Regions from separate parts of the Homo sapiens genome. Here region 1 is linked to region 2. Evidence: read pairs that join two places in POLR2A ChIA-PET (ENCODE). Cell type or tissue: Caco-2. All regions are shown on one strand. Each heading gives the region's core, and the rest is flanking DNA. Links, peaks and the distances in the headings are about the cores only.

Region 1 (4,895 bases), core at 388-4,387, 300 kb after region 2:
GGCTGTGTCCCCACCCAAATTTCCTCTTGAACTGTAGTTCCCATAATCCCCACATGTCATGGGAGGGTCCTGGTGGGAGGTAATTGAATCATGGGGGTGGTTACCCCCATGCTGTCCTCATGGTAGTGAGTTCTCATGTGATCTGATGGTTTTATAAGAGGCTTTTCTCACTTTGCTTGGCACTTCTCCTTCTTGCTGCCATATGAAGAAGGATGTGTTTGCTTCCCCTTCTGCCATGATTGTTTGTTTCCTGAGGCCTCCCCAGCCATGCCGAACTGTCAGTCAATTAAACCTCTTGCCTTTATAAATTACCTAGTCTCAGGTAGGTCTCTATTAGCAGCATAAGACAGGACTAATACATTTGGTAACAAGAAGCAAAATTACTAGAAAACTTTGTGTCAGCCATTTCCATAAGTAAGATTTACAAGATAGTACCAGCTAAAGTAGGGACTAAAAGAGATTAGTCAAATCAAGCACCTACTAATTAATTCAAGGGCCAAATATCCTTATTATTCTGATTTACCAACCATCCAGATAAGGCATATTCAAAGAACTTCATAAATTGTGACAGTTATTAACAATCAGATTGGACACTTGGGAATGCCCAAGGTAAGGATGGAGCCTCTGGCCTGAGAAAGAATGGTGACATACCTCTTAGTATAGAATTATTTTTATGGATTTTCACTTCCTGAAAGAGTACATGGCCTTAGGCAATGCACTTTGATACACGTGGTAAAAATAACTATTGTAATTTTTTTTTAAAATTTCTTGGACTAGGTGGTTCTTCCACTGAAAAGAGATGAGAAATTTTAAAAAATAGTGGTTTGAATTCAAAATGGGTTAGCATTTATAAAAATTAGATTTGCCTTTCTTCTAACATTATTATATTAGTAGCATGGTCATCTAGGTGCCTTGGAATAGTGGTAAACTCTACAGATACAAAAATACATACAAATAAATAAATATTTATATAAATACATACTACAGATTATCATAAAATATTTTCTTAAAATCTGAGTATTTTCAATCAGTTTTGGCATTTGGTACTATAATAGTCTCTGAAAGATCTCTAAGCTTTAATAGTTCACTTACTTTGGCTGAGTGAACTTTTGAAATTAACTTTGAAATTTTGAAAACACCAATATGATCCTGTCCCTCATACCAACTACCTATGCTTAAAAAACATAACTGACTCTCCATTATTAAAACAGAATTTTTTTTTTTTTTTTGAGATATGGAGTCTCGCCCTGTCGCCCAGGCCGGAGTGCAGTGGCACCATCTCGGCTCACTGCAAGCTCCGCCTCCCGGGTTCACGCCATTCTCTCACCTCAGCCTCCAGAGTAGCTGGGATTACAGGCGCCCGCCGCCACGCCTGGCTAATTTTTTGTATTTTTAGTAGAGACGGGGTTTCACCATGTTAGCCAGGATGGTCTCCATCTCCTGACCTCGTGATCCGCCCGCCTCGGCCTCCCAAAGTGCTGGGATTACAGGCGTGAGCCACCGTGCCTGGCCCTAAAACAGAAATTCTTAACTTTATGGTGAGGTTGCAGATTTACTCACACAACATTCAGATGTGTAAAAAATAAAATAAAATAAAAATATAAAAAACCTCCTTTATTTTTTATTTACTGTTCTGGTCTTCAAAGACCTCATCAGTAAAAGACCTCATTTACTTAAAAGACCATAAAAGACCTCATTTACTTAAAAGACCTCATTCTGAGAAGTATCAGAGGAAAAAGAATCTGGTAAGTCAAAAGATGGAGAAATTTTGGTGCATGCCCCTTTAAACAGTCTCTAAGTAATTTAGGCTATTTAAATGAGCCAGGAAAATCCAAAATCAGAGTTCTGTCCCCTCTCTTAACCTTCCTCCTAGGTGACAATGAAGTTTATGAGAAAAGTAAAGATAACACAAGATCTCATGCTGCTGGAGGACGGAGAAATAAGACTGTTTGAAACTCCCCAGAGTTCTGTGGGTCCTGGCTGGCCTATGCATGAAGTGGTTGTTCTGGGACCCTCCCAGTAGTGATCATAAAGTGCTACTCTTCTGAAGGGATGGGTTGCCCCTCCACACCTGTGGGCGTTTCTCATTAGGTGGAAAGAGAGACTTGGAAAATAAACAGATGCAGAGGCAAAGTATAGAGAAAGAAAAATGGGCCCAGGAGACCAGCATTCAGCATACGGAGGACCCACGCTGACACCGGCCTCTGAGTTCCCTTACTATTTATTGATCATTATCGGGCATTTCCCAGAGAGGGGGATGTGGCAGGACAATAGGATAATAGTGGAGAGAAGATCAGCAGGTAAACACGTGAACAAATGTCTCTGCATCATAAACAAGGTAAAGAAAAAAGTGCTGTGCTTTTGATGTGCATATACATAAACATCTCAATGCCTTAAAGAGCAGTATTGCTGCCAGCATGTCCCACCTCCAGCCCTAAGGCAGTTTTCCCCTATCTCAGTAGATGGAATATACAATTGGACTTTACACCGAGACATTCCATTGCCCAGGGAGGAGCAGGAGACAGATGCCTTCCTCTTATCTCAACTGCAAAGAGGCGTTCCTTCCTCTTTTACTAACCCTCCTCAGCACAGACCCTTTACTGGTGTCAGGCTGGGGGACAGTCAGGTGTTTCCCTTCCCACGAGGCCATATTTCAGACTATCACATGGGGAGAAACCTTGGACAATACCTGGCTTTCCTCGGCAGAGGTCCCTGTGGCCTTCCGCAGTGTTTTGTGTCTCTGGGTACTTGAGATTAGGGAGTGGTGATGACTCTTAACAAGCATGCTGCCTTCAAGCATTTGTTTAACAACGAACATCCTGCACAGCCCTTAATCCATTTAACCCTGAGTGGACACAGCACATGTCTCAGGGAGAACAGGGTTGGGGGTAGAGTTACAGATTAACAGCATCTCAAGGCAGAAGAATTTTTCTTAGTACAGAACAAAATGGAGTCTCTTATGTCTACTTCTTTCTACACAGACACAGTAATAATCTGATCTCTCTTTCTTTTCCCCACATTCTTCCCATCACCTTTCCTTTCTGCTAGCCTTGACCACACCAAATCCCCAGGTACCATGCCCTCTTTGCACCATGCTAGGCTCTCCAGGTCTCCCAGTTCACCTTGTACCCTCAATATCAAGATAGCAGGCTGAGCATGGTGGCTCACGCCTGTAATCCCAGCACTTTGGGAGGCCAAGGCGGGTGGATCACTTTAGGTTAGGAGTTCAAGACCAACCTGGACAACATGGTGAAACCCCATCTCTACTAAAAATACAAAAATTACCAGGCGTGGTGGCGGGCACGCGTAGTCCCAGCTACTCGGGAGGCTGAGGCAAGAGAATTGCTTGAACCTGGGAGGTGGAGGTTGCAATGAACTGAGATTGCACCACTGCACTCCAGCCTGGGTGACAGAATCAGACTGTGTCTCAAATAATAATAATAATAATAATAATAATAATAATAATAATAATAACATAAGGATGCTTCTGTGTCTCTTCTATGTCACATCCCCCGCTCCAAGTAAACAGGTGCCTTATGCTAGCATCTACACATTGTGTACATGAAAAGGCAAAGAGAAAAAGATACATTAATATTTTTCAAACTGGAAAATCTGCTTGCTGCCAGTCTACTCCTCTGGTCTCATCTGGCAACATGTAATTCTAGCCACACAGGTGTTTTATCAGTCTTTCAAACTTCCACTTCCTGCCATGATGGAATAACAGGGACTTAATTTACCCTTCCATGTGAAACAACCATAAAAATGGACAAGACATAAAACAATGGCTTGTAGATACTGGTAGCACAGGACTGCAATTCCTGAGACAAGGAAAGCAAACGATGTGAGCCCTGCAGTTGGATCAGCTCACCGCCTAAAGAGTTTGCAGGCTGCAGTGCAGGGTGGGTGCAATGGTTTGAATGTGTACTCTCCAAAATTTAGGTGTTAAAACTTACTGGCCAATGTGAGAGTATTAAAAGGTGGAGCTTTTAACATGCAATTAGGTCATGAGAGCTCCTCCCTTGAGAGTGGGATTATGGCCCTTATAAAAGATGCTTCACACTTGCCCCTCCACCTTCTACCATACATGTGAGAAGACAGTTTTCCTCCCCTCCAGAAAATGCAGCAACAAAGAACTATCTTGGAAGCAGAGAGCAACCCTCGCCAGACAACCAAACCTGCTAGTGCCTTGATCTTGGATTTTTCAGCTTCCAGAACTGTGAGAAAATTAATTTTTTCTTTATAAATTACCCAGTCTCTTGTATTTTGTTATAGCAGCACAAAATAGAAAAAGATGAAGAACCTAGGAGAAGTCCATTGACTTCCCTGAGTTGAGGAGATGGAGCTGAGAGTTCAAGGAGGCCAAGGAAGCAAGAGTTCACAAGGCTGTCAAAGCTGTCAGAATCAAAATGGAGTTACTTGTGTCATGCCCTGACAAAATGGACCTGAGGAAGGCCATGAAGGGAGGGCTCTCATGCATGTTTGCCTGATAACAAAACTATCAAAACAGACTGCAAAAACCACAACCTTGCACAAAGGTCACCACAACCTTGTCCAGTAAATGCTTCTGCAAGGGCGTCTGCCCAGCAACTTTCTGTTTAACCTTGGACTGATTTGCCCTTGTTATTGATCTTTGTAGCCAAGGATGATTGATTTAAAAACAAAACAACAAACAAGAAAACATAGGTAATCCTCCTCATTTGCCTTTAAAAACTCCCCATTGCCTCAACCTCTTGGAATATGCACATAATTTACATGTTATGCATATTCCCATTGCAATGCTACTCCTGAATAAATACTATTTTCTTTTATAGAGTCTCCCTGTCTGTTTGTTATTTAGTTGGACATGGCAGACTACCGCAGAGGAGAGAACTATAGAGAAAGAAAACCCAGAGATC
Region 2 (4,000 bases), core at 1-4,000:
AAACATACATTTCAATAGCTTCTCACTCAGAGGGAAGGAGAAGATAAAAATCTGCAGTTCTTAGATACCTCCCATATAGAAATATGAAATTTTAGTTTACTAAAGGCTGCTGACCTATTACAAAATCCATTAATCAATTCTATCCTGAATTCCCTGATATTATGTGCAAAGGTTTCCACTTCCACAAACTGTCCCATGTTTAATGATTAAATCAAGGAGGCATTATGTGGTAGTACTTTTCCCCCACAAATGTTATAGTTTAAGTCATTTTCTTTTTCTTTTTTTTTTAACCCCAAGTTGTTATTTATTTTCATGAGGGGGAAAAAGAGAATCCTTTATGGTAGTGAAAATATACTTTTTTTTAAAATACAATAGCTGCCAGCAATATACTGGTGTAGATGTTCCAAAGAGAAAAGAAAATACATGAGTTCTATAATAAGCTTTCATTTGCCTGTTCAAGAAATTCTAAAGAAAATACTCCAATTCTATTCAACATTATGGCTTAAGGAGTTGAAATTTTTCCATGATAAAAATATAATGTGTCTGGCCCAAACCTTGACTATTTATAAAGGATGGAAATTTTAAAAGCCCATATATATCAATAATGAATGCTACCCTCTCTTTGAATTAAGTACTTAATTCAAATTAATCTAAGAAATTGGTGAATCATTAAATGATGAAATGTGTATCAAAATCTTCACGAAAAAATCAATTTCTATTTCCTCTCCATTTTTGCTTTGTAGATATTTTCTAAATGGGTTTAAGTGCACAGAAATAAATGCTATCTACATGCAACTCTGGAGAGATTCAAAACACAGCAGAAGTAAAATTAACATGCCTAAATCCTTGAGCAATCTGTATATAATTAAGAGATTTCTGACATTTATTCTTACACTAAGTTTAAGTCATTTTTCTGTCTGGGCGCGGTGGCTGACGCCTGTAATCCCAGCACTTTGGGAGGCCAAGGCAGGCAGATCATGAGGTCAGGAGTTTGAGACCAGCCTGGCCAATATGGTAAAACCCCGTCTCTACTAAAAATACAAAAATTAGCAGGGCATGGTGGCATGTGCCTGTAGTCCCAGCTACTCGGGAGGCTGAGGCACAAGAATCACTTGAACCCAGGAGGCTGAGGTTGCGGTGAGCTGAGATCACACCACTGCACTCCAGCCTGGGTGACAGAGTGAGACTCCGTCTCAAAAAAAAAAAAAGTCATTTTCTAACGAGTGACAATTTCAGTTTTTATTGAGAAAGTCCTGAATAATTTGAAAGAAAGTAAGGAGAAACCAGATGGAATGAAATCAAAATGAAAATTACAAAATTAATCTAGTAGCTACCCATCCCAAGGAAAGAATGTATATGCATGCCCCTTCAAGTTTTGACATGCCATGGTATACTTTTAATGAGTCCATTTTGTTTTCTCATATTATTTGGTGGGAGTTCCACGTGAATAGACTTCAACAGACATTTATGAAACGGAATTGGGCAATGAATAGCTCCATCCACAGAGTTACTATAAGATGACACTGTTTGGTCTTCTCATCCTATGTGACTATAAAGTAATTTGCATTTCTTTTCTTTGAATGCCCTTTTTAGACTATTCATATTTTTATTATGTTTTGCCTAGTTGGGTACACAATGAATGATCTCATTTTTGAATGGCAAGATGAGGCACCCGTACAAGTGGCAGAAGGACTCACTTTGCCCCAGTTTCTGTTGAAAGAAGAAAAAGATTTACGATACTGCACTAAACATTACAATACAGGTAGGGGTTGAGTAGTGTTCTTTACACTTACTACTTGTGGTTTTATGATATCCAGATGTTTCTTCATTATAATGCTAAGTTATTTAACTGTTCATAGATCAATGTTTTTCTTATATAGCAGAAAATGGATGCATTTGAAACCTATGAATACTTTGATTCATTGCATATTGTTAAATAATTGGTCTGTATGAGACGAAAGTAATGCTTGGTGTTCAATTATCTTTAAATAATTTTTAATGAAAAGCTCATAATTACATAGTAATAATGTTTCCAAAACTATTCCTTTAATTTCTGTGAACAATAAAATGTGTTTTTAACCATTCTTGGGCAGTAAACACTGTATCTGTTAAGAACATTTTTTTTTAAATTGCATTTTTTAAAAAAGAAAAAAGCTTTGTTGCCTAATTTTTCCCTTTGTCATATTTTCGTGCATTTCAGTGTATTTTTACCTAAGCATCTACTATTCACACTAAGACACTTGAGATAAATATCAGATATAGTTCTCAACACTAAGAATTGAGAGACTCAATGTGATATTTGTACATCGGCAAATTCTGTTCAGTTGCTTTAACTAACATGGGCTATTTCCATAAGACGTATTCTAACTATACAGTTAGAATGTATACATACAGTTAGAAAGTAATGGAATTCTCTGAATGCCATTAAACAGCCCATGATTGAGGCATCACTCCATTGTGGTGAGTACATGACCTCCCACTAGCATCAGCTTCTGTTCTTATCATTTCATTACAGTAACTATGATTCATCGTGGACTCAGCATTTTCCAGAACTGTGCTGTGACCTTTCACTATTCAAAGTCCCTAGTCTCTCTTATCTCCTTAGCAAATTCACAATATCGGATCAAAAAGTCACTACCATTTTCCTTTTAACTCAGAGATGAAGCTGATATCTAACTTATTAGGGAGTTCAAGTTTAACATCTCAACACAAAGATAAAGAGCAGGCAAGTCAATAGCACTGTCCTTGCTCAGTTCCCTTAGACAGATGCTAAAAATCCCCTAGAGTTGGCTTAGGGAGGTATATTAGTTTTCTAGGGCTGCCATAATAACCTATCACAAACGGTGTCTTAAAACAACAGAAATGTGTTCTCTCGCAGTTCTGGAGGGTAGGAGTCCAAAATTCAAGGTGTCAGCAGGGCCGTGCTTTCCCTCAAAGCTTTAGGGAAGAGTTGTTCCCTGTCTCTTCCTGACTACCTATTTCTGGAAAACCTTGTTTCTCAGCTTGCAGATGCATCATTTCAGTCTCTGCCTCCAGAGTCACATGGGATTCCCCTGTGTGTCTGTGTTTCCATGTCCAAATTTCCCTCTTTCTATAAGGACATAAGTAATGTTGGATTTGGGACCCCCTCTTATCCAGGACAATTTCATTTTAACTTGATTGTATCTGCAAATACTTTATTTTCAAGTCAGTTCACATTCACACATTCTGGGTGGACATGAATCTTAGGGAGATATCATTTAATCCAGAACAAGAGGTGAAGTTATAAACATCAATTAGGGATGAATTTTTATGATAGAGGGTCTCAAGACACTTCCTTAGTGTAAAGTAAGTTTGCATACTTCCTTGAGTTATCAAATGAGCTATTACAGCTTAAAGGAAAAGAACTTACATTTATGAATGCCTACTATAAGCAAGGAATGGGACATCTTGGGTGGTATCGTAGAGATCTTACAACTTTACATTCTAGAAGCACTGTACTGTCCAGAAGCAAAATAACGTGCCCAAATTATGTAGAGAATAAAAGCATCTCATAGAGTCCTCATTCAAGTATGTGGTTAATTTGCTTCAGATCCCAGACTCCATTTCATATTTGCTTTTACATTACACAAGAATCTTTTGTTTTCCAATAATAGGCCTAGATACCACATATACCTTTTATGTTGCTTGTGAAAATACAACAAACAACAATAGTAGGTTACCTAAGAACCACATTTATAAAATACCCTTTCCCCCCAGAAAATGAAATATACTTAAGTTAAAAATGTTTTCATACACAAATTAATTGCACAAAATTAGAGGATTTATTCAGTTTTATTTTCACTATCCTGAAGTATTTATTAGTTATGTGCTACAGCATCCTATGATCTGTCTCCTTCTAATAATTTCTCCAAAATCTTTTACCTCTCTTCCCCTTGCTCCGTAATACCCTGCCACAATGACTTGCTTGCTTATATACACCAAACTCATCTCTGTCTGTCTCAGGGCCTTTGCTCTTGCT

What was found. ChIA-PET counts read pairs that join two places held together with the same protein. Peaks named below come from ENCODE experiments on the same cell type or tissue, not always from the same donor. Only the 100,000 strongest peaks of a DNase experiment are listed, where the experiment ranks them.
Region 1: POLR2A ChIA-PET joins it to region 2 with 5 read pairs; 2 of 35 experiments call an interaction of 5 or more read pairs at or near these places.

What each region holds. Positions count from the first base shown.
Region 1 is chr4:174,381,153-174,386,047 of GRCh38, reverse strand. The region is part of intron 2 of LOC105377547 (a long non-coding RNA gene); the gene reads right to left. Among named protein-coding and RNA genes, the nearest start is that of MIR4276, 40 kb to the left of the region's middle. RefSeq lists enhancers at 2,180-2,826, 2,827-3,474. In Caco-2, for the core only: no CTCF peak of the experiment used is centred there; DNase peaks (open chromatin) are centred at 2,127 and 2,657.
Region 2 is chr4:174,680,564-174,684,563 of GRCh38, reverse strand. GLRA3 (glycine receptor alpha 3) reads left to right here. Exons shown (of 10, transcript NM_006529.4): 6 at 1,625-1,762. Among named protein-coding and RNA genes, the nearest start is that of GLRA3, 150 kb to the left of the region's middle. In Caco-2, for the core only: no CTCF peak of the experiment used is centred there; no DNase peak of the experiment used is centred there.